2 separate regions of the Homo sapiens genome follow, and region 1 is linked to region 2. The links are chromatin loops, found by intact Hi-C in ENCODE. Cell type or tissue: heart right ventricle. All regions are shown on one strand. Links, peaks and the distances in the headings refer to the core of each region. The heading gives the core; the rest is flanking DNA.

Region 1 (11,445 bases), core at 613-8,612, 51 kb after region 2:
GTCCCTCTGCCACTGCCCTGCAGGTTGACTCCTTGACTTGGAACCATGGTCAGACCAAGTCTGGGCCTCCCATCGCTGGTGGTTGGTGAGGAAGGGAGTATGAAGAGGAGGCCTGGAGCATTCGAGAGTGCTCAGAGGGGCCTCTCCGTGCTTCTGCCACTGATGGGCATGTTAGCTGTTGGAGCGTTTAACCTGGGCCCTCTGGGGGCCAAAGAGGAAAAACAAAGAAAAGAAAAAAGCCTCAAAGAGCTGACAGAGGAGGTCCCTCCACCCCCAACCTAGACCCCTCTGTGGCCCGAACAGGCAGTCTTCTCTAAGGTCCAACACCTGACACCTAGACCTGGGCAAGGAGCAGCACCTGATGCTCCCAGCTTCAGGGCAAGGACCTGGAGTCTGAGAGGGCTGGGCTGGCACATGGGGTTGTCCCTCAAGCCAGCATGACCTCAGGCAAGGAGATTTGTTCATCCAGTGATTATCTGTTCATCCCATGAATATCTGTTGAATGCCTGCTATGGGCCAAGCATTTTGCTTTGTTCTGGCAGAGCAGTGGATAAGACAAAGTTCCCACTCTCTTGGGGCAGACAGACAGATACCCAATCACTGAATGGGGAAATGGAAGAATGAACAATTAAATGAAGGTTAGGTAGTGCTGAATCTAAGAGAGAGTAGGATAGGGAGACAGGGAGTACTTGAGGGTTGGGATCTTGAATAAGTTAGTCCAGAAAGTCTCCCTCGCTTTATGAAGAATCTCAATGAGGTAAGCGTGGAAGCTGTGTGCCTTTCCAGGCAAAGGCCCTGGGGAAGGAGCAGGCTTGGTTCAAATTTTCTGAACCACAGTTTTCTCTTCCGAGAAATGGGGACAATAGTATGGCTCATAAGACCATTGTGCTTGTCACATAGTAAGTGCTCAATAAATAGAGCCGCCCGGAATAAGGTTTCCTGGATGGCTGAGGGGATCTCTGTATTGTGTGACACTAAGCCAATGACTTCACCTTTGCTGGGTCTGGTTTCCCATGGTTTAAGTTGCAGAGTGGGAGGATTTGACTTGCTTAGGCGATCTCAGCTGGGCCCTGCCCCAACACTCAGGCCAGCCTCCAGGGCCACCTTTGGGGGATTTGTTCAGACACATCCTGGGAGCCTTACCAAGGGCCAGGCGTTGCTCCTTTACAGATGAGATCGCTTCTCGGAGAGGTAAATGATTAGGTCAAGGTCACATGGCTGCTCAGTGTCACAGTTGGATTAGAACACAACCAGAGCTTTCAACTCCAGTGCCAGAGTGTAGCTGTTTAGAGCTTGGGGTACGGAGTCTCCTGAGCATGGAAGAGGTAAGACCCATGAAAGCCTGGACATGTTATGGCCTCTTCTCCAACCGGACACAGCAAGGAATGTCAGCAGGGCCATGCCTCAGTTTCCCCCTTCTACTCCATCCTCTGCATCCTCCTCATCTCCCCTCCTGGCGGCCCCTTCATCCACCTTCTCCCTGCCATGTACCTGTGTTCTTCTTGGAGCACAAAGTTACCCTGTTCATGGCCTGGCTGAGAAGGCAGTCCCAGGTTTGAGGTCCCATTATCCTGCCTGTGTGAGATAAGGCCACTCATTCATTCCTCATTCAACCAAAGATTATTTGTTGAATATATTACTCTATGCCAGGCACTAAGGATAACACTGTAGCCAAAACAGACAAAAATCTCTGTTGTCATGAAGCTCAAATTTTAAGGGTAGAGACAATCAATAAACACGATGAATAACCAGAAGAAGGCATGGTTGCCACCCTAAGTCCCCTGCAAGTGAAAGGAAGCAACGAGTATTGAGGCCCTCGGTGTGCATAGTATTTGAACCACATGCGATTCTCCCAGTGAACCTTTAAGGCAAGATCGATTATCCCCATTTTCCAGATGAGAAAACTGAGGCTTAGACTGTCAAAGCCATTTGTCCATAGACACTCTGAGCCTTGCCAGACTGAGAACTTCTGTCTGCTTCCTTGCTTCTTGCCTTTAACTTTCTAAGACTAGGCTCTGATCTTCATGACAGGCGTGTTGTTCCCTGGCACTGGGGTGTCAGATGTGGGTGGAGGGAAACATCTTTTCAGCCCTAGACCTGTGCAATACCCTTGAGAGCCATGAAAATACCCTCAACTCTGTTCCAGCCACCATGGCCAGCAAATCGGCGAGATCTGCATCAGATATGATTTAATGTGTACGTAATGGGACTTCACATCGGCTGAGTCCCTACAGCTTGGTCTCTGTCTCCGCTGGGCCTCTGAGTCTGCCATGCCTCTCAGCCTAAAGACCCTGGACAGTCTTTAGGGCCATCCCTCTGTTGCTGTTGCTCCCAACCCCTTGATCTGTCTGGTAGGGTTGGGGGCTCCTGTCGTGAATGGTTTTTCCTCCTTATCCAAGCTTTAGGCCAGACAGTTTCTAGGCACTTATTAAGAAAAGGAAGTGACAGGGGAATGAGCTGAATTCCTTCATGCCAGATTGCAGCTGGCGTCATTTCTGGCAGGGCTGGTGATGATTTTGCTGTAGTCAGTCTTTCCCCAGCAGGCAAAACCTTGGGCCCGTGCATGCGGCCTCCTCAGTATCCAGTTTGGAAGGGTGATGTGTCAGAGTCTTTTACTAACGGGAGCTGAGGAAGAGACAGTGGAGGTCAAAGCACATCAGAGCTATAGGAACCTTCGTGATGGCCTGGCCCAAACTCTTTTTCAGACAGATAAGCAGACATAGCCCAGGGAGGGCAAGACACTTGCCTAAGATCTCACAGCAAGTTGTTGGCAAAGTCAAGACTTGAATCCAGAACACTTGCTTTCCAGGGCAAGGTACTCTCCACATGGCTCCCTCTTCTCTCTGCTCCCATCTTCAACCTCCAGAGGAAAGCTTGGTCCACAGCTCTCATCCCTCCTCATACCTCCTGCTAAGAGAACGTGTTGTGGTTTTCTGGCGAGGGGTCCAGGTGGAAAATGTTACCAACTTGGCTGGAGCTGAATGGCTTTCTCCTGGCCTGTCCTGGCTTGTTGGGCATGGCTCAGTATCACTCACAGTGAGAGACTGAGCCATGTTTCCCAGCCAAGGGTCTCTACGAGCAGGCTAGGAAGATGCTGCAGTGAGTCCTTCTACCTGTCTTCTCCAAATGTACTTTCAAGCCTGCTGGGATGGCCCTGCAAGGCAGGCCACCATGCACAGCTTTACTCACAGCCCCTGGCCAGGACTGCCAAGGCTGGCCTCATGCAGTGAGTCCGGAGGGAAGACCCTAAAGCTTAGAGCTGGAAGGGCCCAGCCCTGGCACCGACTCCCTGGGGTGTGGTTCAGGGATGACTGGGACCTGCCCAAGGCCGCGCAGTCCTCTGGGAGGAGGCAGGGCTTCTAACACAGTGCATTTGGGCTTCAAGTTCATGGCTCTTTCCAGTTCTCAGATTACAGGCAGCAAGCAGCCAAGTAACAGAGAATTCCTATTTCCAAGTAGGGAAATTGAGGCCAAAGCAGATTAAGGTTCTCAGCTGAGGTGATGCTGTGAGCTGGGGGTGTGGTCTCCAGTGACCCAGATGTGAACCAGAGCTGACCCAGGCTGTTGGTGCCCCTGGAATCCTGGAGAGAACTCTGCCTTCCTATTTTCTCCTTGTCCCCTGAGGCGACTTTTCTTGAGTAGATTTCCTAGTGGATTTCAGGAGGGCAGGGTAAAAACATGTTTAGACCACGAGAGAAAGGGGCTGGGAAAGTTCAGGGGTCTTTCCATGTCAGCACGCTTGGAGCCTGCACACCTAGAAAAGAATATGGCTGCTTCGAGTGCAGCAGGAAGGATGCAGGTTAGACTTAAGCAGGAACTTCCAGGCCTTGGAGAATGTCCACCTGGTAAGAAGTTCTCCAAGATCCTTTTGCGGGCTTCTCCTAGAGGTTATTAAATATTCCCACTCTTGATATAAACCCTAACTAGTGTAGTGATGGCACATTAGAGTTGACCAGGGGCTGCATTAGAAACATCTCACCGTTTCTTCAGCCCAGCCCTGCCAGGTGAGTGGGACAGTGCTGACTGTTTTGCAGGCCAGGGACCTGAGCCTTAGGAGCATGAGGGGGACTTTGGATTCTAGATGTTTCTTGCTTCTCTGCCCCTGTATCCTACCCGCTGGAGCACACGGTTGGGGTGGACACTTCCTGGAGGCAGAAGAGTGGAGGAGATGGCCTTCTGAGTTCTCCTTGGCATCCTGCTTTGGATGTGGTGGCGAGGACCGTCCCTGTCCTCAGCTCTATTCCTCTGAGTTGTTGTGGCCAAGAGAGAATGCAGAGTCTCACTCCTTAGCCTTGTTCTATCTCCTCTTGGGCCTTGTTCTGCTCCAAGTATGAAGTGTTCAGTTCTCCAGAGGGGCCCGACCTGGGAAAGTAGAGAAACCACGTGGCTGGGGCCCTGGCAGGGAGCCAAGCTCATTCCTTGGGCCTGGGGCCAGCCTGCTGCAGCCAGGAGCTCGGGCATGTGGAGGAAGGTCCCTGCTGCTGGCCAGGCTGGGCATGCATGCCATGTGGTCGCCTTACACATGCAGGCATGGCCAGAGAGAGGGAAGCAGATGGGGTTGAAGTGGGGGCTATACATTCCAGCTCAGCAGCCGCCACCCTAAGACCCAGGGAGCTCTGGGGTGACTGCTGGAAATGGCTCTGCCACTTAGTAGCGGAGGGATGAGGCAAGGTAGTGGGTGAGGGGGTCTTGGGTGTGTTCTGGGCTGCAGTCTCCCCATTGGTGTAATGAGGTGGTGAACATCAAGAACGTCTCGGGTCCTTTCATCCTTAGACCATCTGTGATTGTTCCAATCAGAGATTTGTTCCAGCACCTTTAAAGCTCTTTTTTCCAACCACTGTGCTCTTAATTACAAACCCTAGATTCCTAGAGGTCATCTGCTTGACCCCTCCATTGGAAGGGAGATTGAAGATGGAGACAGGGGTTGACTCCCGGAGGCCCTCAGCGTGTCCAAGCAGAACCAGTCCTCAGCATCAATCATGCCATTCCTTTTTGCACATTAGCTCAGGGCTCTAATGAGCCCTCGGAGAGCCTGTAGGCTGGTTCTAGTTCATCTGTTCATTCAGTGTCCAGTTGTAGCTAAGAGAACAGCTTCTGGAGTCACACTGCCTAGGTTCGAATCTCATCTCTGCTATGCCAGGGCTGTGTGACTTTGGAAACATTTCCTAGCCTTTCAGAATCACAGTTTCCTCATCTCAAAAATGCAGCCAATAATAGGACCTGTTGGGTGGTCACGCTGTTGGGGTTTACTGTTGCTATGATTGTTTCATCCCACCATCATCGCCCTCTGGCTAGACTCAGGCTGCATTTTGTCTGCAGAGGTTACTCCCCTCCAGAAACTGACTCAAAATTCTGATGACCGTCTCTCCCTTGCTTATACCTCAGAGACATTCCCTCACATGGCTGAGGCCTCCCATGTGGCAGTGAGGCACCCTCACTGAGGCACCCTTCATGTGGCATCTCAGCTCATCCTCACAGCACTCCCTTTTGGATGGCAAAGAGAACTGAGGCCCCAAGAGGCCTGTGGGTGGTGCAGTCAGGACTGTCTTGGGGCAGGCTGGCCAGCCTGGAATGGCCTCTGAATGCAGACCCATGGGTCTGAGACCTGCCTGGCAGCTGCTGTATGTGAATATATTGGGCATCACAGGGTCCTAAAGGATCCTTAGAGATCACACACCTCCAACCTGAGCAGGACAGAGGGTCAAGTGTGGGGGCCTGCCCAAGGTCAGACAGCCAGCCTAGAGGAGAGCCAGGGCTCATCTGCAGGCCATCTCCATATGCTGGACTTGGAGAACAGGGCAGGACTACAAGTTCTGTCCCTTGTAGGCCATGTGGAGTCAGCCAGGTGCCCAGCCAGACAACATTGCCCTTGTCTCAAGGAGTTGCTTTCCTCTCCTACCAGGTCCTTCTACCCCAAAGTTCAGAGGCCAGAGGTGGGAACTCAATGCCTTCAGAAGGTGCCCTGGCTGGACGCCATGGCTCACACCTGTAATCCCAACACTTTGGGAGGCCAAGGCAGGCAGATCGCTTGAGCCCAGGAGTTCGAGACCAGCTTGGGCAACATGGAGAAACCCCATCTTTACCAAAAATACAAAAATTAGCCAGGTGTAGTGGTGTGCATCTGTAATCCCAGCTACTTGGGAGGCTGAGGCGGCAGGATCACTAGGAGGCAGAGGTTGCAGTGAGCAGTTATCACACCACTGCACTTCAGCCTGGATGACAGAGTGAGACCCTGTATCATGAAAAAAAAAGAAGGATCCCCTGGACACAGCCCACCTGGCTGATTCTTGTCCCAGGAGGTGAGACGATCTACCTTCAGCATGACCAAGAAGAGCTGGTTTAGGTGAGACTGGAATTTACCAGGGGAGACCCTAAAGATGTGGGGGAGGAAGCTTGGGTAAGGTCAGATATGCCCCCACAAAGACATGATCTGGAAACACACACACACCCTCCCCTGCCACACTCCTCTGCCACCCTCTGCAACCAGTTGGACACGCGTTTGAGCAGCTTCTACATACCAGGCTTTGCCCGTGCATAGCTCATATGAACATGCCAAACTCCAGAGGTGGACCTGGGCTCTGCTTGCTTTATGACCTTGGCCATGTGATGTTGCCTAACCGAGTCTCAATTTTCCCATCTGTGAAATGGGACTGATAACTTTTCCCTCAAAGATAGATATCAAATGCAAAATGAAGTCTTGCATGCAAAGTGACTACCTTGGTCTGAATTTCATTATCGTCTTCTCGTTTCCTCCTTTTGGTGTCTGAATGAAGCCACACCTTCTATGGGGTGAATGTCAATCCAAGAGGACTTCCTGGCAGGGGAGAGATTTAAAGGGAGTAGGGCTGCGGGGCAGGGCCAGGCTAAACACCTGGTTACATACACACATTTCAAGGTGTCTTTGCCTAACCAGTAGAGACTTTGGTTTGGGTTTTGTTTGTAGGTTTGGTCTTTTGGGTTTAGTGTACTCACTGGACTCCTCCAGTAGTATTAGAAACCGAAAACAGGATCATCCTCCATGAGGAATGTTTACCATTTGAATCATAGCCCCAGCATTCACTTGGTCAGGAAAACATGTGCTTTGTTTTTTTTTTTTTTTAATTACATTTCCCTGGAAAAACAATGATTTGAATTCAAGGAGGGGAGGAGAACAGGTTTCCCCCAACTCCAAGCTTGAGGACTTTCTTTTCCTTTTGAAGTAGGAATGGAGTTCTGTCCCCGGCCCCCGAAGGCGTCCTTACAGCTGATATTTTTCCAGCTGCCTATCTCCCCAGAGCGTGGAGCGGCCTCCAGAGTGGGGTCAGGGATGGGGCGAGAGGGCCAGACCTGCCTGGGCCGGGCAGCTCAGCATCTCTCTGAGCTGCTGAACACCTATGGAGGCTGTGCTCATGTTCACTGGTGGTGTGACTTTGTGTGACCTTGCCACTTCACTCTTTCACAGCCTCGTTTCCTTTATCTGTCAAATGGGGATCATGAGTTCACTGGGTGGCTTTTGAAGAACGTGCCACAATCAGAGAAGGTCTGAGCTGGGAAATGCAACAGAGGCCTTCTCCTCCTTGACCAGTGGGGAAACAGAGGCTCTTAAAACTGGCATAGATCCAGCTTCCTGCCCCTAGTCTCTGTCTTTCCCATTCCATCAGGACCAGATCTCAGAATAGGGGATTGGCATTTTCATGCTGGGGAGCTGGGTATCATTTTCTTTTCAGAGACTTAGTAGAAAATAAAAGGATCCCTGAGAAATTCTTTATGTTCAGGTGCTTGTCGATGGTAGGGGTGACCTCAGGACCGCACTGTCTGCCCATGACCAAGGAGTGAGACTGCTTGGACATTGTCCTTGTGTCCCCCCTGGGGGTCTGGATCAAAGCCCACCCTGAAGGTGACAACACTAACCTACAGATGTTTGTTCTCTCTCATGCCCTCCAGGGGTTTCCTGGAGTCTTTGGGGAAAGAGGCCCTCCTGGACTGGATGGAAATCCTGTGAGTATTTCAAGTCTTTGGGAACAGGAGCGAGATTCTGAGTGAACACACAGCAGATTTTAGGAGCCCACGCTTTAGGGTCAGACAGACCTGGGTCAAATCCCAGCCCTGTGAAGTACCAGCTGGGCACCCTTGGACAAATTACATGACGTCTCTAAACGCTAGGCTCCTGTCTACTGCGGCTGCACCGTCGCCCCCCTGTAAGAGTCCCCAGCCCACTGAGCCCCTGGGTCCAAAGCTCCAGGCTGCACCCCATTTCCAGGACTTTGGAAGGTTCATGGGTCACTCCCCACTGGAGAGGCCCCAGCTGCTGCCATCTTACACAGCATCAGCAATGTTTATGGGCCGGCAGAGGCATGGGGAAGCAAACGGTCTGCAGGCCGTGTTTGGAGAAAAGGAAGAGCTGAGTTCCAAAGGAATCTCCACCACAGGCATGTTTATAGAGTTTGTAAATAATTAGAGGCCCAGGCTCTGTTCCCCGAGGAGCCAGGTCAGCCTGCCCTGGGGAGCCGAGTCTGTCTTTCCCTTCCCAGCTCCAGGCCCTGGTGGGAGAAGGTGTTCATGGTTCCCCATCTCCCCCTGGGGCTTCCTGCCTGAGCAGCTGTGCCAGCTGTGCCCTCTGCAGTGGTGGCTGCTGCGTTCATAACCAGCACCCGATTAGGCGCTAATTCAGTTCCACAAATGCTCCCTGAGCCTGACCCAGCCAGGCTCCCTTGGGGATTATAGCCTTGACCTCAGAACCCTGCGGACCTGGGTTTGAATTTTGTTGTACCACTTGTCAGGTGTGTGAGCTTGGAAAAATCCATTCACCTCCCTGAATCTCAGTTTCCTTGTCTGCAAATTGGGGGGATCAGAATTCCAGCCTGAGGCCGGGCGCAGTGGCTCACGTCTGTAATCCCAGCACTTTGGGAGGCCGAGGCGGCTAGATCACTTGAGGCCAGGAGTTCAAGACCACCCTGGCCAACATGGCAAAACCCCGTCTCTACTAAAAATACAAAAAATTAGCTGGGCGTGGTGGCAGGCATCTGTAATCCCAGGTACTTGGGAGGCTGATGGGGGAGAATTGCTTGAACCCAGGAGGTGGAGGTTGCAGTGAGCCAAGATCACGCCACTACACTCCAGCCTGGGCAAGAGAGTGAGACTCTGTCTCAAAAAAAAAAAAAAAAAAGAAGCCGTTGTGAGAATGACAGGAGGGCAGCCAAGGTGTTGCCTCATCACACAGGTTCAGTGGGTGAGGCTGTGTAAAATACTGGGTAATCCGGGGTATAGTCCTGCCTTTGAGGAGTTCATGGGCCATTGCCCTCCTCTGTCACACAACAGGCAGTGGGATGGGTGGGATCAGAGAGGTCCCAGGTGCCTCTTTGGAGAAGGGAACAGGGAAGTAACATTTGCATTGGGATGAGGAGATAGGTGGGGAGACATTGCAGGTGGAGGAAGGGGCACCAGCAAAGGCATGGGGTGAGGGGAAACCAGAGCCTCTCCCTCAATACAGCATTTGTTAGATTAACTATTAGCGATATGCAGTATCATTCTGCGAGTTTCCTTGGCGAGCGGCAGGGATGTCTTTATGCTGCTGGCATAGAGGAACAGAAAAGACCTGATGTCCATTTCTTCCTCTCATTTGAAGTGAAGGCTGTTGCTTACTTCTCATTGCTAATTACAATGTCTAGAGCCCTGGAGTTTTATTCTCACTTTTCCATTTTGAACTTGACTCAAACCCTTCCACCTGTCATTTCTCATGTGGGCCATGGAAGATCCATGTTTAAGACGAGAAAACTGAGGTATAGGGGGATAAATCACACACACAGCCTCGTCTCCTGACTCCCAGGCTAGAACTCTTTCCAGTCTCTGGGGGCCCCTGGAAGAAGGAAATGTGAGGGTGTGGGGTGCTGGGGAGGATTCTCCAAGGGCCACAGCACCTCCCGGCTGAGAAAGGGAAGGAGGCTGGCTTAGAGGCTCTCAGCTTGGAGCCCTCATGGCTTTGTCATTTCCTTGCACCTGGCCTTGGGTGAATCACTTAACCTCTGGAGCTTCAGTTTTCCTGTCTGTAAAATGAGCGTGAAATGTCAAGCACCATGCACGTCTGTATGACCTTGATCGCGATTCCGCTCCTTCCTTTATGCTTCCAATGGGAAGATACTGGATTTGGAAGTCCGACCTCCCCATTTGACAGATGTGGAAAGCTGATGGCAGAGAGGGGATGGCTGTGGTCCAAACTCCAGGCCAGGCTCAGGAAAGTCGCTGGAGCCTGTGGTCAGGAATAAGGAGTGTTCAGCTCTGAAAGACCCCACCAGGTGCCTGTGTGGAGGATGACATGGAGGGAGGGGCCCTGGAGGGAGATGGGACAAGTAACCACCTTGGTCTCTCTCTATCTGCAGGGAGAACTGGGCCTGCCAGGCCCCCCTGGAGTCCCCGGCCTCATTGTAAGTACATTGATGCCTGGGGCAGCAGGTGGGTGTTGAGGAGACTCAGGGTGGAGCCAGCGTGTGGGGAGCCAGGAGCAGGCCCTGCAGGGGAGGTTGAAAAGACCCTTCTCTCATCAAACCCCCAGAGGGGCTGGGGGGCCAGGAGAGACCAACCTGGGTGAGGAAGGTGGGTAGGGGAAGGTGGGTAGGGGAGGGCGGGCGGCTGAGGGAGGAGAGCCCTGCTGTGTGGCCTCAGGTGGATCACCTTCTCTGAGCCTGTTTCCTTATTAGTTAAATGAGATGAGCACTTGGAACACAAGATTGCCAAAGCCCTTTCACACCTGCTGCGTGCATGGCCGTTGCTCTGCAAGGAGGTGTGGGCAAGTGGTGATGGCATACTTATTTCACAAGCGAGGTGTTCCAGGTCCAGAGGGAGAAGGTAGCTGGCAGGGTGGTCTTTTGCACTCTTTTCCTCCAAGCAGACTTTGGAGCCAGACCACCTAGGTTCAAGTCACAGACCCACCACATCCTGGCTGTGTGACCTGGGCCAAGCCACTTACCTTCTCTGGGCCTAGTTTCCTCATCTGTGAAATAGAGGTGATAGCAGAATCATCCTGGAGTGGCCATGAGGATTAAAGGAGGCATCATATGTGTAGTCCTTGGCACAGGATCTGGCACCCAGTAAGTGCTAGTGGAAAATATTGTTATAATAATTCTTGTTATTACCTCCTGAAATGCCCAGGACTGAGAGAGGCCTATACACGAGGAGGTGGGAGGCGATCTGACCTGACTCCATCCAGGTGGTGTAGGCCTCGAGGAGTGGTTCTAGCCAAAGCCAGGGCCCCTGCTGCGCTTTCAGTGGAATGAGTGTTAACCTTGGGCCCAGCCGCAGGGGCCAGTGAGAGGTCAGAGCCTGGGAAATGACACTCCAAGTGTCCCCATAATCTGATGCCCCCTCCGCCCTGTCCATTGGGTCATTCCTCATGGGGTTTGAGTTTGGGGGCCCGTGGAGGGACACAAGTAAACTATCTGCTAGCTTGACAAATGAGCTTCCAGCTTTACC
Region 2 (11,445 bases), core at 1,980-9,979:
CTTCCCTAATGTATCTGGCCAATTTCCTAGAAAGCATGTCCCTGGTGGGTGTGGGAAATACTACTGAAGAATTATGAGCCCAGACGTTGCCCAGGATGGAAGTACCTGCCTTCCCTGAGCCTTGGTATTCTCCGTTTGTGTAATTAAACAAAGCTGCCTTTTATTTCTCTCCAGGGCTCATGCTATTGCCATTTGCTTCAAGTAAGCAAGTCATGCCAGAAAGGTTGGCCCTGCCCTTCTCCCCAGGCAACCCCAGGGCAGCTTGACACTTTGACCTTTAGTCGTTGCCCATGGTGAGCTGGGGGCCTGGCCCCATGAAAAGGCATTCTCACAACAGTGGCAGCAGATTGGAGAGGATGAAGAGGAAGGACCAAGGATTATCTTGGAGCAATTCTGGAAAAAGTCAGAGTAGGGGAATTAAGGCTTTGGGAAGACACTTTTTAAAGTCTATTTTTTTTTTTTTTTTTGAGGCAGAGTCTCGCTCTGTCGCCCAGGCTGGAGTGCAGTGGCATGAACTTGGCTCACTGCAAGCTCCGCCTCCTGGGTTCACGCCATTCTCCTGCCTCAGCCTCCCAGGTAGCTGGGACTACAGGCGCCCGCCACCACGCCTGGCTAATTTTTTTGTATTTTTGGTAGAGATGGGGTTTCGCTGTGTTAGCCAGGATGGTCTTGATCTCCTGACCTCATGATCCGCCTGCCTCGGCCTCCCAAAGTGCTGGGATTACAGGTGTGAGCCACCGTGCCCGGCCGTTTTTTAAAGTCTAGAGTCCTGTCATATCAGGTGATATTAATTCATCTTATAAAAATATACTGGACACTTCCTGTGTGCCTGCCAGGGGCTGGAAATATAAGCCCGGCATGGTGGCACATGCCTGTAATCTCAGCTACTCGGGAGGCTGAGGTGGGAGGATAGCTTGAGCCCTGGAGTTCAAGTCTAGCCTGGGCAACACTGTGAGACTCTGTCTCAAAAAAAAAAATGAAAAAAAAAAAAAGAGTGAATAAGACAGGCATCCTTGCCCTTTAGAGACTTCGTCTAGACAGGGAAATAGGAGAGTAGACAATGACCACACATGTGAGACCTGCTGTAGTGTGGCATGTGCAGTGAGCTGCGGGAGGTGACACCCAAGCTGGGATCTAATGGATGTGTAGGAACTGACCAGGCAAAGGAGTAGTGTCTACATGATGGGAGTAGCATGTGCAAAAGCCCAGAGCTGGAGAAGGCGTTCAGGGGACCATCACTGGCGTCTGAGTGCTATTTCAGCTGGTTTACATTATGCTGCAAGTAACTGAAGACCCAACTCAAAATAGTTTAAACGATAAGGGGGGTTATTCCCATATCAAGAGGCCTCAAGGAAGAGCAGTACTAGGGTTGGTGAATTCAGCATCCCAACAGTGTCTTCAGACACCCACTATTTTTCTGTTCTGCTATCCTCACGTGCTCATGGGGCTTGTTACCTTATGTGCCCAAAATGACTGCAGCAGCTCCGAGCAGTATGTCCTTACTCAACAACATATAAAGACTTGAAGAAAACCTTCTCTGTCCCTTTGAAATGCTTTCCCAGGGTCCCTAACAGGCATCCCTCACCTCTTATTGGCCTCATTTGGGTCATATATGCATGCCTAAACCAGTCACTGGCATGGCAAATGAAATTCTCGGGATCAACTTAGATTTATCCAGATTCATGTAGGATCCTCTAAGTCCATGCCTACGTGAGCAAGCAGGAAGGAGGGATGCTGTGGGCATGTAATCACCAGTGTCTTCACCATGCCCACAGTGACAGAAGCTGTCGTCTAAGGTGCCCAGGGAGTCTGGGAAGAACCTAGGGTTCCAGTTATCAACCCTGGCAGACAGGTTTCCTAGATTATGTGATTCCACAGAAGCACACTATCCTAGCTTTCCTCTTGGAAATACATCCTGGGCCTGTCTGTCCCAGCCTTAGCCCTCACCACCCACCTGACACAGCTCTCTTGCCTGTGTCCCGCCTGTCTCTGGCCACGTGCCGGCCTCCCCTCTGCCTGCCTGGGGATCAGATACCCCAGGTGGCTTCGGGTGTCACTGGTGGCTGCTCCCACAGGAAGGTGAAATTGTATCATTGCCTTTGCCCATCTTGGCAAAAGCCACAGAGCAGAGCTTTAACCCTTCCTGGCCCTAGAGTGTAGGGACAGTGGGGACCATCTAGGGGAGTATTTTTGTGGCTGGCAGCAGACTGAGCCCTTGCCATGCATGAGCTTATTGAATCCTCATGCCCGGCCTGTGAGATAGGGAATATCAGCCCATGTTGCAGAAGATAAGACAGGCTCAGAGAGGCTGAGCAACTCATTCGGGGTCATACAGCTGATAAGTGACAAGGCCAGGTTTGCACGTGGCTCTGTCTAACTCCCCCTCGTCCCCTCTGTTTTCTTTCTCCCACTTTCCATTAGGATAAAGCCAAGTTGGGAGCTGCCTTCACACAGCACTGGTTCTGGTTAAGGGGTCTCCTCTCTCCTGCCCTGTGTGGGAATTGGTCTCCCAAGCAGTCCAGCCTGGTCTTCCCGCTGACCTTTCACCCCTGGCTCTGCTGCCCATTGGCTGGGGTCTGGGGAAGGGTCTAAAGATCATGAGGCTGTAGTACAGATGGGGAGACTGAGGCCCAGAGAAGGGGAGGGGCTGGCCCCTGGTTGCTCACTGAGTCAGCATCAGATTTTGAGCTGGACCCTAGATGTTCCAATGACCAGGGCAGGGCTTTCTATGCACTGCTTCTTCCCCGTTGACGTTGGCTAATTGATCTGTGAGAAGTGAGGCTGTGTTTGTCTATATAAGCAGGTCCTCACTGAGAGGCTGTGCCTGGAGGCCGGGAAGAGTGGGCTGCTGCTCTGATGGGGTCCTAGAGCCTGTACCTGGCCTCCTGCCTCCCGTGGGCAGGACTGGGGTGAGACTGGGACTGGTTTCCACTCCCAGCTTCCCCAGCCGGATCCGGGTGTGAGGGGTGGAAGCTGATGCCGCCTCTGCTTGTGTCTCCTGGTCTCTAGGGGGTTTCTCTTCTCCTGGATCTTAGTCTCGTTTGCCTGTCACCTGGCCTCCACCCAAGGAGCTCCTGAAGGTAATTCTCTCTTCTCTTTGTCCAGGGGGAGACAAAGGAGAACGGAAGGGGCCTGAGAACTCAGGGGTAGGAGACAGCCGTGCCTGTAATTGGAACTCAATGCCTCAGTTTTCCCATCAGTAGAATGGAGATGATAATTGGCAAATTCTCTTTAGGCTTGAAAGAATGACATTTGAGGCCAGGCTCAAGACTGCAGTCCCAGCGCTTTGGGAGGCCGAGGTGGGTGGATCACGAGGTCAGGAGATCGAGACCATCCTGGCCAACATGGTGAAACCCCATCTCTACTAAAAATACAAAAATTAGCTGGGTGTGGTGGCAGGTGCCTGTAGTCCCAGCTACTCGGGAGGCTGAGGCAGGAGAATCGCTTCAACCCAGGAGGCGGAGGTTGCAGTGTGCCCAGATCACGCCACTGCACTCCAGCCTGGCAAGAGAGCGAGACTCCGTCTCAAAAAAAAAAAGAATCGCATTTGAAGTTTTTGTAAAAGGGTAGGAAGGACTCTGTGCAGAAATGTGGAAGGGTGATTCTTGTGTTCCTTTCTGGGGCAAAATTTGAGTAAGTTACTCCGGTTTTAAGCCTCAGTTGTCCCTGTTTGTCCAATGAGTGCTCTAAGAACTGCTAAAAAAAAAAAAAAGGCATTAAGCATTAACTCTCATGGCCCAAGCCTGGGATCCCATCTTCCTCTTCCCGTGAGATCCTACTTTTCCCTGCTATCCCTGAGGGGCTGTCCAGGGGGCCGGGGCAGCGATGGGCTGGCTTCACATCTGCCCAGGGAAACTGAAACCTCTCCCACATCTGTTTGTCAAGCAGCCGCATGCCTCTGAAAATAGCTGCCCTTCCCCCGCCTTCACGCCCAGCCCGTGTGCTGGGGCAGGCAGCCCGGCACGCCGGGAGTCCCTGTGGCCTGACCTGGCCACTCGGCAGGGATTGGGCCCCTGGGAGGGCAGGGCTGTGCCCGGAAGAGACTTCTGCTGCCCAGCAACATTTTGTGCAAATGTCATATTTTCCAAGCTTGCTGTTTCCCCCACAAAGTAGGTGAACAGCTGTCCAGAGTCCTGAGTCAGTCACTGGGGCGGGGGGCGGGGGGAGAGGCTGGAGCTGTGTGGAGCCAGGTTTATGTAATGAAGGGATCTTGTGGGGGCCAGCTGGCAGGCTCCTTCTATCTTGGCGTTGGGCTGAATTCATTCCCCTGTCCCCCATCTCTTCACCCTTGATGGGGTGCTGGATGTGTCTCCACCCTGCTTTCCGACAAGCCTGGGAGGCCCCAGGCAGAATAGCATCATGGCTAAGCACAAAGACCCCAGAGTCAGGTGGCCTGGGTTCAAACCTTGGCTGTGCCTTTTTTAAGCTGCAAGTTATTCCCTCTGACTCTTCTGAGCCCCCTCTATAAAGTGAGGATAATAAAGAGTACCTGCTCCATAGATTGCTGAGAGAATCAAGTGAGATCATGCCTGTAAAGTATTTGGTATCTAGTAAGTGCTCAACAAGTATTAGTTTTTCTTATTGCTGTTAATTAGTTACCTGAAAAGTTTGGGCAAGAACAGCCCTTTCCTATGCCCTGCAGGGCTCACAGTGGTCTGACTCATAGCAGCTCTGTGCTGGTCACATTTGCCAGGTGTCAGGGCTTGAGACTTTGCCCTTTAGCTGCAGATGGTCTTTGGGGGACACCTGGAGACTGCTGGTTGTCAGCTTAGAAACCCACCCAGTGGATAGGGGAAACCTCACCCATGCTGCCTGGCCCAGCCAGTTGTGACTCTCTTTGGGTGAGTGCAGGTTAGCCCTAAATTCCATGTGTGGAGAAAGATGTGAGCAGGCCTGAGGGGCCCTCCGGGGGTTGTTGAGCAGGGACTAAAGGAAGGACCAAGTGGCTTCCTGCCCTTACCTCTTGTCCAACCAAATGGCTCCTCCCATTCTAAGTCCCAGTCTATAGTGAATAATAGTGAATAGTATTTCATGATAATAAGAGGGTTTCAGTGACTAAAACATATACCACTAAGAGAATCCTTAATCAGTAGTTTATTTTAGCTTAGAACCTGAGGACAGACAGATGGGAGAAAGGATGGGAAAGAGGAGTTTGAAATGAAATGAAAGCCCCTTGGGTCCTAAGGAAGAATAAAGGTCTTAAACTCAAGCCAACCTGAACCAGCAACACAGAGCTATAGAATTCTTAGAACATTGTAACACCTGTGCTATCTCAAGATCTGTTTCTCTTGTCTTACAGGCAGGGAATTGAGGCCCAAGGGTCAGTAAGACACTTAAGCAGAGTTACTCAATGTGGGGCTTGGGTGAAGATGATGAGGAAGATGACCATTTCATCCTCCTAACAACCCTATGGTGTAGGCGCACTTTATAGCCCTGTTTTACAGTGGAGGGAACTGAGGCTCACTGCTGGTCTTCTCAGGCTCTAAATTTTGGCCTTCTGACTCCAGAGTCTGCTATAGAACCATTATAACATGCTGCCAGCACTCAGGTTCTCAATTTCCCCCAGGGAACTGTCCTTCTATCCATTCATCCACCCATTCATCTGCCTATCCATTTACCCATCCATTTATCTATCCATCATCCATCCATCCATCCATCCATTCATCCATCCATCCAATATCCATCCATCCATCCATTCATCTGCCCTTTCATCCACCCATCCATCCATTCATCCATTTATCTATCCATTCACCCATCCATCCATCTATCTACCAATTCATCTACCTATCCATCCATCCATTCATCCACCCACCCATCCATCCATCCATCCAGCCAGCCATTATCCATGCATCCATCTATTCATCTATTCATCCATCCATCCATCCATCCACCCATCCATACATTTATCTGCCTATTCATCTACTATCCATTTATCCATCCATTTATCCATCCATCCATCCATCCATCCATCCATCCATCTACCCTTTCATCCACCCATCCATCCATTCATCCATTTATCTATTCATTCGTCCATTATACATCCATCCATCTACCAATTCATCTACCTATCCATCCATCCATTCATCCACCTACCCATCCATCCAGCCAGCCAGGCATTATTTATCCATCCATCCATCCATCCATCCATCCATCCATCCATCAATCCATCCACCAATTCATCTACCTATCTATCCATCAATTCATCCATCCACCCATACAGCCAGCCAGCCATCATCCATCCATCTATCCATCCATCCATCCATCCATCCCTTCATCTATTCATCCATCCATTCATCCATCCATTTATCCATCCATCCACCAATTCATCTACCTGTCCATCCATTCATTCATCCACCCACCATCCATCCAGCCAGTCATTATCCATCCATTCATCTATCTATCCATCCATCCCTTCATCTATTCATCCATTTATCCATCCATCCGTCCATCCATCTACCTGTTCACCTGCCCATTTATCCATCCATTTATCTATTCATCCATCCATCCATTTTTCTATCCATCCATCCATTCATTTATCCATCCATCCATCTGTCCATCCATCCATCCACCCATCCATCCATCCATCTATTCATCTATTCATCCATCCATCTATACATCCATCTACTCATCTATCCTTTCATGCATCCATGTATCCATCCATCAATCCATCCATCCATCCATCCATCCATCCACCCACCCACCTATCCATTTATCCATTCATCCATCCATCCATTCATCTATCCATCCATCCATCCATCCATCCATCCATCCATCCATCTCCCAGTTGTCAGCTGAGGGCCAAATGCCAAGTGTTGCATTCAGCCCCCAGCACAACCTTTGCAGGGGGTGATAGGGAGAGAGCATTCAGTACTCAGGGCCTATCTTGCTGAGCTTAGGGGAAGGGCCCTGAGGACCTGACCCAGACTCAGATTCCAGAGGCAGCTTTTCCTTCCCTGCTGAGTCAGAGCTCAGGAGCCTGCTTTGCCAACACTGGCAGCTCAGCTGACTGAAGGGGTCTAATGACCTGGGAGGGGAAAGGTCAGGAAGCCTTTCCATAAACACTCTGGAAGCCCTCCTTTTCTTTTGCTCTGGCAAGCCCTGCTGACATAATTATTGGGCGGATGTGACCTGGCCAGACCACAGTCAGATATCCATACGCTTTGCCAGGGGACAGAGGTTGCAGGGATGCTTTGATTGCTTCCTCTCCTCTCCCCAGAGTCCTGTGGGGAGAAGGAGGAGTCAGCGGAAATGCCATCACCCTTCTGATAGCAGATGGCAGCCCCGTAGCCTGCTAGAGACACCTCGGGAGTGGGAAGGGGAATGGGTGGGTCCCTGAGGAGATGGTGAAACCTGTCAGACCCCTAGGACATCTTTACCAAGCTCTGGTGACAGGTCTATTCTTGTCATCCTGGTCCCTCACTTATGGGGCTGCTTCCTGGAGGAGATGGCTTTCCAGGTGGAGAAAAAGGAGTATAACGTGTCATTGTTGGGCAGCCTCTAACACTCTCAGCAACAGCATTTGGTTATTATCATTATTTTTAGTATTAGTTATTATTTGAAAGGGCTTCTTTTGTACCAGGCACTTAAAAATAAATGTATTCATCATGTAATTGTTACATCCTTCTGAGGTTGGGACTGTTACTATCCCATTTAATAGATGGGAAAACTGAGGCACTAAAGTCACAAGATTAGTAAGTGTTAGAGGTAGGATTTGAACTCAGGAAGTTTGGCTCCAGAGTCTGTTTTTTAACCCCAACATGCAAGATTATGCAGCCAGATAAGGGGTCACAATCCCTGCCAGATAGTTCCAACGCTGCCCTCTCAGCCACCACCATGGGGCGGTGTCATTTTTAGATGAATGAACAAAGGACCAGGTAGCTGTGGGTGGACGGTCCACATTGCCTGTGCCCCTTAGGGGGTAGGGGGTGGGGTGGGCTGGAGCAGGCCCTGACTGCGTCCTCTCCCCTTTTCCCTCCCTCTCAGATGTGGACATCCTCCAGCGGCTGGGCCTCAGCTGGACGAAGGCCGGGAGCCCTGCACCCCCGGGAGTCATTCCTTTCCAGTCGGGCTTCATCTTTACGCAGCGGGCCCGGCTCCAGGCTCCCACGGGCACCGTCATTCCTGCCGCCTTGGGCACAGAGCTGGCACTGGTGCTGAGCCTCTGCTCCCACCGGGTGAACCATGCCTTCCTCTTCGCTGTCCGCAGCCAGAAACGCAAGCTGCAGCTGGGCCTGCAGTTCCTCCCCGGCAAGACGGTCGTCCACCTCGGGTCCCGGCGCTCAGTGGCCTTCGACCTCGACATGCACGACGGGCGCTGGCACCACCTGGCCCTCGAGCTCCGAGGCCGCACAGTCACTCTGGTGACTGCCTGCGGGCAGCGCCGGGTGCCTGTCCTGCTGCCTTTCCACAGGGACCCTGCACTCGACCCTGGGGGCTCCTTCCTCTTTGGGAAGATGAACCCGCATGCAGTCCAGTTTGAAGGTGCTCTCTGCCAGTTCAGTATCTACCCTGTGACGCAGGTCGCTCACAATTACTGTACCCACCTGAGGAAGCAGTGTGGACAGGCTGACACGTACCAGTCCCCACTGGGACCTCTCTTCTCCCAAGACTCTGGCAGACCTTTTACCTTCCAGTCCGACCTCGCCCTGCTAGGCCTGGAGAACTTGACCACTGCCACACCAGCCCTGGGGTCACTGCCAGCAGGCAGGGGACCCAGGGGGACTGTGGCACCCGCCACGCCCACCAAGCCCCAAAGGACTAGCCCCACAAACCCTCACCAGCATATGGCGGTGGGAGGCCCAGCCCAAACCCCGCTGCTACCTGCCAAGCTGTCAGCCAGTAACGCACTTGATCCCATGCTCCCAGCCTCTGTTGGCGGCTCTACCAGAACGCCTCGCCCTGCGGCCGCTCAACCATCACAGAAGATCACAGCCACCAAAATCCCCAAAAGCCTCCCTACCAAGCCTTCGGCCCCTTCTACTTCAATTGTGCCCATCAAAAGCCCCCATCCTACCCAGAAAACAGCTCCATCTTCATTTACAAAGTCAGCCCTACCCACTCAGAAGCAAGTGCCACCTACTTCCCGTCCAGTTCCTGCCAGAGTCTCCCGTCCCGCAGAGAAGCCCATCCAGAGGAACCCGGGAATGCCCAGGCCCCCACCGCCCAGCACCCGGCCCCTACCTCCTACCACCAGCTCCTCTAAAAAACCCATTCCCACACTAGCTCGGACTGAGGCCAAGATAACCAGCCATGCCAGTAAGCCGGCCTCTGCCCGCACCAGCACCCACAAACCTCCCCCATTTACTGCTTTATCCTCATCTCCTGCCCCTACTCCTGGTTCTACCAGGAGTACTCGGCCACCAGCCACGATGGTACCTCCAACTTCGGGCACCAGCACTCCCAGAACAGCACCTGCCGTCCCCACTCCTGGCTCAGCTCCCACTGGAAGCAAGAAGCCCATTGGATCGGAAGCCTCAAAGAAAGCCGGACCCAAGAGCAGCCCCCGGAAGCCTGTCCCCCTCAGACCTGGGAAGGCAGCCAGGGATGTCCCCTTGAGCGATCTGACAACCAGGCCTAGCCCCAGACAGCCCCAGCCCAGTCAGCAGACCACCCCGGCCCTGGTATTGGCCCCGGCGCAATTCCTGTCCTCCAGCCCCCGGCCCACGAGCAGTGGCTATTCGATCTTCCACCTGGCAGGATCTACGCCTTTCCCTCTGCTGATGGGGCCTCCGGGACCCAAGGGAGACTGTGGCTTGCCGGTAAGACTGAGTGGGGTCTGCATGCTGCTTGGAGCTCCAGTGGGGGACTGGGGCATTGGTCAAGTGGTTGCCCCTAGTAAAGACAGGAAAAGGAGCAGCTTAGAGCAGGGAGCTGGTTATGGGTACATCCTTGGCTCCAGCCAGGCCCCCGGCTCCTCTGGCTCTGCTAAATGCATCATTGCCCACCCTGCTCCAGATTCATGATCCGCTGGGACAGACTCAAGTCTGGTGGCTACCCCCAGGTGAAGAGCATCCCTGGGCTTTGGTTGGCCCAGGTCCAAGCCCGTTCTTTGCTAACCCAGCTGCAAAGCTCGAACAGCTTAAGGAAGGCCCGTAGCTGACTGGCTCCAGATCATGCAGTGAGTAAGCAGCTTCCAAAGCCCCGTTCTCCCAGCTCATGGAGCAGGGGTCCTTCTGGCCCATCAGCTTGTCTGAGAGTTGCAGACAAAGGTCACACATGGGGAGCTCTGGATATGTTTTGTTTGGCACGTGCAGTGTTCTTTTTTAAAAATCCAATAACTTACTAACATTTTAAAAATGTGAGAGATTTCTTATAAAAAGACTCAGCAACCAACTTCTCTTGGAAAGTGGGAGATGCGATGGTGCTTGAGCCACCCCGTTAGGACAAGTCCACTCCTGTCTGTGCTGGTCCCCACTTCTCCTGACTGAGTCTTCCGACCAGTCCTTTCACCCGTTTATGTTACCTGCCTGCCTGGCACCTGCAGGGGTTTGATTTGTAACCCCCGGTAGGAGTTTGGGGTGCAGAAGGTCAGCGTGGGCCAGAAGGAAGAGGAAGGGAGAAGAAAGAACACGATTTGCAGGATGGTCTCAGGGTCGATGCCTCCGGCTTGCCTGGGACCGTCTCTAGGGGCAACGACCTTCCCACAGCTGGAGGCCAATTCCTCCGGGTGGGGAATGATGGGATGGCGTTTCCAGAAGGCTCAGGGCTCTGCTCTGTTCTCCCGCCTTGGAGATGACCACCGTGTGGTGGCCTCTCTCTCTCCTTCCTGAAGCCGGCTCTCCCACTGGGCTCTGTGTTTGAGGTTAGGGCTCCCTACAATGTGGAGACAGTGGCAGATGCTGGGAATTCCCAGGCCTTCCAAACACACTTAATGAGTTTTAATAATCATTAGGAATAATATTTATCCAGCCTGTCTCCAAGAGGACGGAGAGTCTGCCTTTATTATAACCATATTGTCGAACTTATGGAAACTGTATGCATTGCTTTGCAATTATGTCAACGTTCTGCTCAAGTTCCGTGTTCTGAAATTGGCAGCGTAGAGAGTTGGGAGCCACCACTTTCTTGTGGAAAGAACGAGGAACCCTTTTCACCTCTCCAGCCAACCCAGGCCAACTCTGGCACCAGGTGCCTTGGGGCCCTGACAGCTCAGCTTCCCACGCTGTGTGCGTGCTGGGCTCAATGGCGGTGAGGTCAAAAGGGGAATTGCCCCCTCCTGACATGGTGAGGTCCATGGTCTCAATTCTGGCCACACAGCACAACCCAGCCCTGAGGAGGAGGCCGGCCCTCCCTCCCAAGAATTTGTGTGGTGTGGAGAGAGGAGCGGAGCTGGCCCAGGGCAGATTCTATAGTATCTTGGGTCTGCTGTATGTCTGAGTCAAATACTTTTTCCTGGGGCTTGGGGCTCTGGGTCAGCAGGAAGCGAGGCCTCCTTCCAAATCTCTTTGA

Evidence for each region. Peaks named below come from ENCODE experiments on the same cell type or tissue, not always from the same donor. Only the 100,000 strongest peaks of a DNase experiment are listed, where the experiment ranks them.
Region 1: it touches region 2 in a loop (2.0-fold over the local background); 32 of 110 quality-filtered maps call a loop at or near these places.

Annotation. Positions count from the first base shown.
Region 1 is chr9:114,211,868-114,223,312 of GRCh38, forward strand. It overlaps COL27A1 (collagen type XXVII alpha 1 chain), which reads left to right. Exons shown (of 61, transcript NM_032888.4): 13 at 7,924-7,977; 14 at 10,356-10,400. Among named protein-coding and RNA genes, the nearest start is that of MIR455, 8.2 kb to the left of the region's middle. RefSeq lists enhancers at 4,009-4,509, 6,837-7,835. In heart right ventricle, for the core only: no CTCF peak of the experiment used is centred there; DNase peaks (open chromatin) are centred at 2,514 and 4,414; H3K27ac peaks cover 899 bases.
Region 2 is chr9:114,159,706-114,171,150 of GRCh38, forward strand. It overlaps COL27A1 (collagen type XXVII alpha 1 chain), which reads left to right. Exons shown (of 61, transcript NM_032888.4): 2 at 3,010-3,080; 3 at 7,984-9,758. Among named protein-coding and RNA genes, the nearest start is that of COL27A1, 9.9 kb to the left of the region's middle. RefSeq lists an enhancer at 3,443-3,959. In heart right ventricle, for the core only: no CTCF peak of the experiment used is centred there; no DNase peak of the experiment used is centred there; H3K27ac peaks cover 546 bases.